Linked DNA regions of Homo sapiens: region 1 is linked to region 2. Evidence: read pairs that join two places in POLR2A ChIA-PET (ENCODE). Cell type or tissue: PC-9. All regions are shown on one strand. Each heading gives the region's core, and the rest is flanking DNA. Links, peaks and the distances in the headings are about the cores only.

What was found. ChIA-PET counts read pairs that join two places held together with the same protein. Peaks named below come from ENCODE experiments on the same cell type or tissue, not always from the same donor. Only the 100,000 strongest peaks of a DNase experiment are listed, where the experiment ranks them.
Region 1: POLR2A ChIA-PET joins it to region 2 with 6 read pairs; 2 of 35 experiments call an interaction of 5 or more read pairs at or near these places.

What each region holds. Positions count from the first base shown.
Region 1 is chr13:95,022,306-95,025,227 of GRCh38, reverse strand. The region is part of intron 30 of ABCC4 (ATP binding cassette subfamily C member 4 (PEL blood group)); the gene reads left to right. Among named protein-coding and RNA genes, the nearest start is that of LINC00557, 64 kb to the right of the region's middle. In PC-9, for the core only: no CTCF peak of the experiment used is centred there; a DNase peak (open chromatin) is centred at 1,617.
Region 2 is chr13:94,947,632-94,950,553 of GRCh38, reverse strand. No RefSeq gene overlaps it. Among named protein-coding and RNA genes, the nearest start is that of LINC00557, 11 kb to the left of the region's middle. RefSeq lists an enhancer at 2,082-2,699. In PC-9, for the core only: no CTCF peak of the experiment used is centred there; no DNase peak of the experiment used is centred there; H3K27me3 peaks cover 2,033 bases.

The DNA.
Region 1 (2,922 bases), core at 308-2,807, 74 kb before region 2:
TGTGGGGGTGTGTGGGGGGTGTGGGGGTGTGTGGTGTGGGTGTGTGTGGGTGTGTGTGTGTATGTGAAATTGAGAGTGCATGTTTTGCCTTTCTTCCTCCTTAGCTTACAGAATTGGGCAATTGCAATCTGTCTTCTGTCAGGACCTCACCAATGTACATAGGTCAGTCAAAGATGTTTCTAATTGATTCTTTATTGACATACCTTAGCGCTCCTCCAATTAACTGGAGAATTCCTATGATTGTTGAGGCTTGCTCTTCATAGACATCTTCTCAGCCTTGCCACAGCCCCATTGGTTCCAGTTGCATATGGCAGCCCTTCATGATATTTTACCATTCAGGCTCTCCTGATTTCACAAAGATTTAGCTTATTTTTTATTAATGAATATCTTTGATGTTCAGAGTGGTTTCTGAAAGGAAAAGGAGAGGAAATTCATTACTCCATTATATTAAAAGCAGAAGTCCTTTCTAAGTCTCCATTACTCTTTGACAATATGCATGCCAATTATGTACACCAAAATTAGACTGGCTTTAAAAATGATGAACTTGAGGCCTTGAGAGTTACTGTGATTGAATTAGGGCCATACACATCAGTAAAAATGAACTGACAGGGTCTTGAGCCTGAATTCAACACATCAGATGGTATCTTAGGAATGCAATGTCAATCAAAGCCCAGTTGCTCTCCTTTGTCCACGTGCGGGAGCTTGTATTGCTCTGTTGATTTTAGTAAAATCTAGCTCTGTTACGGTGGCTTTACTGATGAGTTAGAGTTTAAATATGAACTTAGTTTCAACCTACATTAGAGGAACTATAATGGAGCAAACTCAAGAGAAGAAGGAAAAGAGGGACAAGGTTTCCCATACTCACTGACCTGATACTCTTCTTGCCGCAAACGTGAACGCTTATGGCATTGTCTCCCTTAAGCTTCACAGTCCTTCTGAACTGCTGTTATTATCCCCTTTTGACACATGAAAATGCTAAAGTACAAGAAGCTGAGTAACTTTTTTTTTTTTTTTTTTTTTTGAGACAGTCTCTCACTCTGTCACCCAGGCTGGAGTGTAGTGTTGCAGTCTCGGCTCACTGCAATCTCTGCCTCCTGGGTTCAAGTGATTCTCCTGCCTCAGCCTCCCGAGTAGCTGGGACTACAAGCGTGCACCACCATGCCTGGCTAATTTTTGTATTTTTCGTAGAGATGGGGTTTCACCATGTTGGCCAGGCTGGTCTCAAACTCCTGACCTCAAGTGATCCACCTGCCTTGGCCTCCCAAACTGCTGAGATTACAGGTGTGAGCCACCACGCCCAGCCTGAGTAAGTTTTCAAAGCCACCAGTTCAAAAGTGTTCATACTCCATCTTCTATGATCTTTCAGTTCTACCTTTCTGCCTCCCAGGTTACCATATTCATTCAGTTGAAATTGTCTCAGCCACAGCTTTGGGATTCTGTAAAGATAAAAGATGCACCAGAGGGATTCCTAAATGCTTTGTCTTCATCCTTCGAGCTGGGCGATACCTCCACGTTCTGTGTGCTTAGGGGCCACTTCTCTGAGCAGCATTCATCATGACACCCAACACTAATGCAGCAGGTTTTCAACCTGTAGTTTGTAGCCATTAATCAGTTCCTGTGACGTAAGCTATTGTTATCTCATGTTACAGATGAGGCAGCTGGTAGAGAGAGTGGTTAGGTAATTTTTCCAGAATCAGCAGTGAATCCAGGAGAGAGCTGAGACTGGACCTGTCTATCCCAGACATAGCTTACAACATGAGGGCTTTGCTAAAAGTAGTTCAGTAATCTCAACTCCCTTCATCACCTGCACTGTAAAAAAGATGTTTCATCTCACCTGTGCTGTTACCCATAGTGTGTTATAAAACCTGGTAGCAGAAGAGAAAAAGAAAGGTCAAATCAAAGAATATATACACAGGAAGTTTGTTTTTGACTAAGTATTTCAGACCATGAAGCTAAGACCATTTGGGTTTAAAGTTGCTAATAACAACACTTTCTTTATATATATTTAAAAAAATACATCAAGAGGGTTACACAGAAGGAAGCAGCCTATTTGGGGAAGGCTATCAAGCAGTAGAAAGTGATGTGAATGTCTATTTGTTCTTTTGGCTGTTTTTAGTTTCACTACAGAATAGCCTTTTTGGAGTACATAAATCTATAACCACACAAAATATGGCTAGCTTAAAAAAGTGGGAGAGGGAGATGATATGAAATTATCCCCTGAAAAGTCTTACTTTTGAACACTTGCATTATAATGGAAATAGCCTCAGATTTCTTCTGGTGGCATTCCAGCATTATTGGACAATTTATTTTCTCCTTAAGTGACATTTTAGTACATTGTGTGTTATATGTAATGATATTTCTGGAGTAACAAGTGTGCAAGAAGTGAGAGAAAAAGAAAGTACACTTAATATGTAGGCAGGTGTCTCAGCACTTTCTTTTTTGTACGTGAATCCCATTATCTCCAGTGATAACTTTGTTGACAGCACCCACCAATATATTCAGAGCAAGGTTTTATAAAATAGATCCAGAATCGTATGACTAAGAGACCCAGGTGACACGTGTCAGCCTCAGATAGTTGCTACATTTTCTGTTTTAAAGATTCAAACAAAACTTTTCACATTCTTCTTTGGGGAAAAAAAATTACATTTGAAGTCCTTTTTCACCCAAACACGTTTTGAGATAAGAGCTCACAAGTCTTGACATTATTTCATTTTGTTATGCGCATCTGTCAAGGAACCAAGATACGATACAGCTACTAAAAACTGATGATTGTGGAACAGAGAAACTTGACAGCATTTCATTTCCTTTATGTTCTGATTATACGTTTATCAGAAAACCTGTATCTCTTCTAGTTCAGCTAGAAATTGGTAGAATTCAGGAACTCAAAGGCTTGGCAAAGAACTGTCCTATTATTTGGTATCA
Region 2 (2,922 bases), core at 128-2,627:
AGGGCAGGCGAAGTGGACAGGAAGAAAGCTGCCAGTAGATGGCCTCTTCCTGCTTTATCTTTTTCGCTCTGGCGTCCCTTCCATTATCTGATCCCTGTGTTACTTTAAGCGACTTGAGGAGAAAGAAAATACAAATCAGCAGCTGAACTAGTTGCAGAACAACTCGGGTGGTATACTATGCCTTTTATTCAAAGATAAGTGTGTGTATGTTTTACTTGTCCTACTAGGTTATAACCCGCCTGAGGGCTGAAGGTATTATGGCTTGTTTCGTTTAAATCTCTCTTTTCCAGAACCGTAGTTCTTGGCAAAGATGATTGGTAGATGAATAAATGAATGTCTGACATTGATAAATCTACCATTCAGTAGAGCAGTGTTTCTCGGAGCTTTTCCTATTGTGATAAGGTATCAGTGATGACCTGTTATGTTCTCTGTCACAAATCCATTATTTTTACATGGGCAAGATGATTGACTGGAGTTAGAGTGATAATTTGGGGCTTTGAGACAGCAAGATGGGTTCAGCTTTAGCAGAACTAGCTTTTTTTTTCTAGTTAATTTTTTACTAGTATAAAAGAATCCTTTTGTTGATTATCATCATTGCCAGCAAACCAACTTAGATGGCAACTGTTGACACAGAGTACAAATAAGAAAACTGGAATCTATTCTTTCAGGGAATTTTCCTTAAAGTGTAGCGTTTGGACAACCTATCAGAATCACTGACGAGAGGTGCTTTTTAAAAACATGGTTTCCTGGGCCCTCTGTGAGACCCACGGAATTATAATATGTTGGGGAAGGACCTCCCTAAACTTCTTTTCTTTTCTAATGCACACTAAAATTTGAAAACTGCTTTAAAGAAAAGAGCATTTAGTGTATATAGTCAGCTTCTACTGGGAGCTTTATTCAACATGCTTGGTTACAGTAGGCAGTTTCACTGTTCTTACAGAGTATATTTTAAGGTCTTGAGAGACATCATCATAGAGTTAGAAAAAGAGCTCTGGTTTGCAGTGAGAAGACCTGAGAATGGTCTGTCAATGTCTGTGTCTCGGGTCAATCAGAACTTCTTTGGTCTTCAGACCTCTTACCTGCTGTAAGAGCTGTTGGTCTTCCTGAGTGATCCAGATGTTCCCTGATAGCCCAGACTTCAGTGGAACCATCATCTTCAAAATCCTCACTGCTGTTTTATAAACAATAATAGTAGCAAACATTTATATACACTTACTCATTTAGTCCTTCTCAACATTTCTTTAGGGTAGGTTAACCCCATTGTACAGAGAGTACTACTGAGGCACAGGGATGTTAAACAACCAGGAGAGGTTAAACAGCTAAATAAACAACCAAAAAGATTATGTTATATATGAAATAATGATGTCTATATTAAAAAATCAAAATATTTCTATATTCAAAATAGTAGAAAGCACAGTGGACAGGGAGTCAGGAGACCTGGGTCTCACGTGAGTTGCTATCACTAGTTATATGACTATAGCTGGTCACTTAACACCCTGGTTCTTATTTTTCCCTCAGTAAAATGTCATTCCAGAACATTCCAGGGTTCCTTCTAGCTTGTAAAAAATCTCCTTGTGCGATCCTCAGTAGCATTCCTTAATGTATTTTGTGTACTGATTACGCTTTTTTTTTTAACAAAATGCTCAGTATACATCAAAGAATGATTATCATTAAAGATTTGCTTCAAAAGTATTTTCTTTAAATCCCTACGTCATATTCCTATAAATGAGTATCTATTAGACAGAGGTATAAATATTTTAAAGATAAGCATTATATTTCCAAAGATTTATTTAACTTTCCTTTTCTTCATGAACCTGTTGAAAAATGAGGATGTCTTGCCACGGATACCTCGTGTACCCAGAAGGGGCTGCCAGAAATGGCGAAATAGCTTGACTAATCCAGCTGAAGTTAGTTCTTCCTGTCTTAAAACAAGGTGAAAGCTCATACAATTATTCATTTTGCTGTGAAAATTTCATCTGTTTTTATAGAAGAGTCTTCCCAATGGGTCATATAGACTCCTATAAGCAAGCACACCCCAACTGTTTCCTTTTCATAATTATCTAAAGCACAGACGAGCCTTGAAAAGACAATTGTATAGCTTCTTGTGTTGCTTCATGGGCTTTAAGTGCCCACAAAGAGGATTCCTTATGCTTTAATTTCTCTTTATTTTTCTCACCGTAAAGACCCTTGGGGTAAATGCCAGCCCCACAATCCCGCCGTTATATGGTTACTGTCAGCCTGCTCAAATGATGCTTCCTGTTCATTAGGCCTCTTTTCATCTGACTACAATGTCTTGGCGTTGCAGCAATTCTTAGTCAACGCCCATCTCTTCAATAGCCTGTGAATAGTATTAAATGGTGTTTATGCTAGCTATTGTTGCCTTTTGTGTGGTTTGTCTAATTCACAGAGAAAAGTCTGCTTTTGTGGTCGAAGACCAGCTACGTCATGGCACACCATGTGCCTTCTGATGGGACCCAGTCCTGCTGAGTGATAACATTACAGGCCTGAGCTTCTTTGCAACACAATCCCGCATTCTTAACCACAGTCAATACTCTCACAGGCAGACTGGTTTACTCTTTTTATTAAGAGGTAGGGGAAGATAAAGCACAAACAAATACCAGACCCTGAAACAAAACAGAAAAGAAGGGTAAGTTCAACTGATTTGCAGCTTACTCAGGCAAGAAGTGAGAATGCAAGTGAAAAGAAAATCACGGATTTATTCTATTAGCAACCAGACGTGCCAGGTGTACCCACGGTGGCAGCAAATACTTCACATTTCAGGAGTAAGATTGCATTATGGTTTCGAGGTATTGTTTAAAACGACACTTAATACCGAGTCACCACTCTGCTGGGCTTTTTCTAAAGTGCTCACAAAAGAGAAAGGATAGTGTATTGATGATTACATTATCCTCTGGTTCAAGA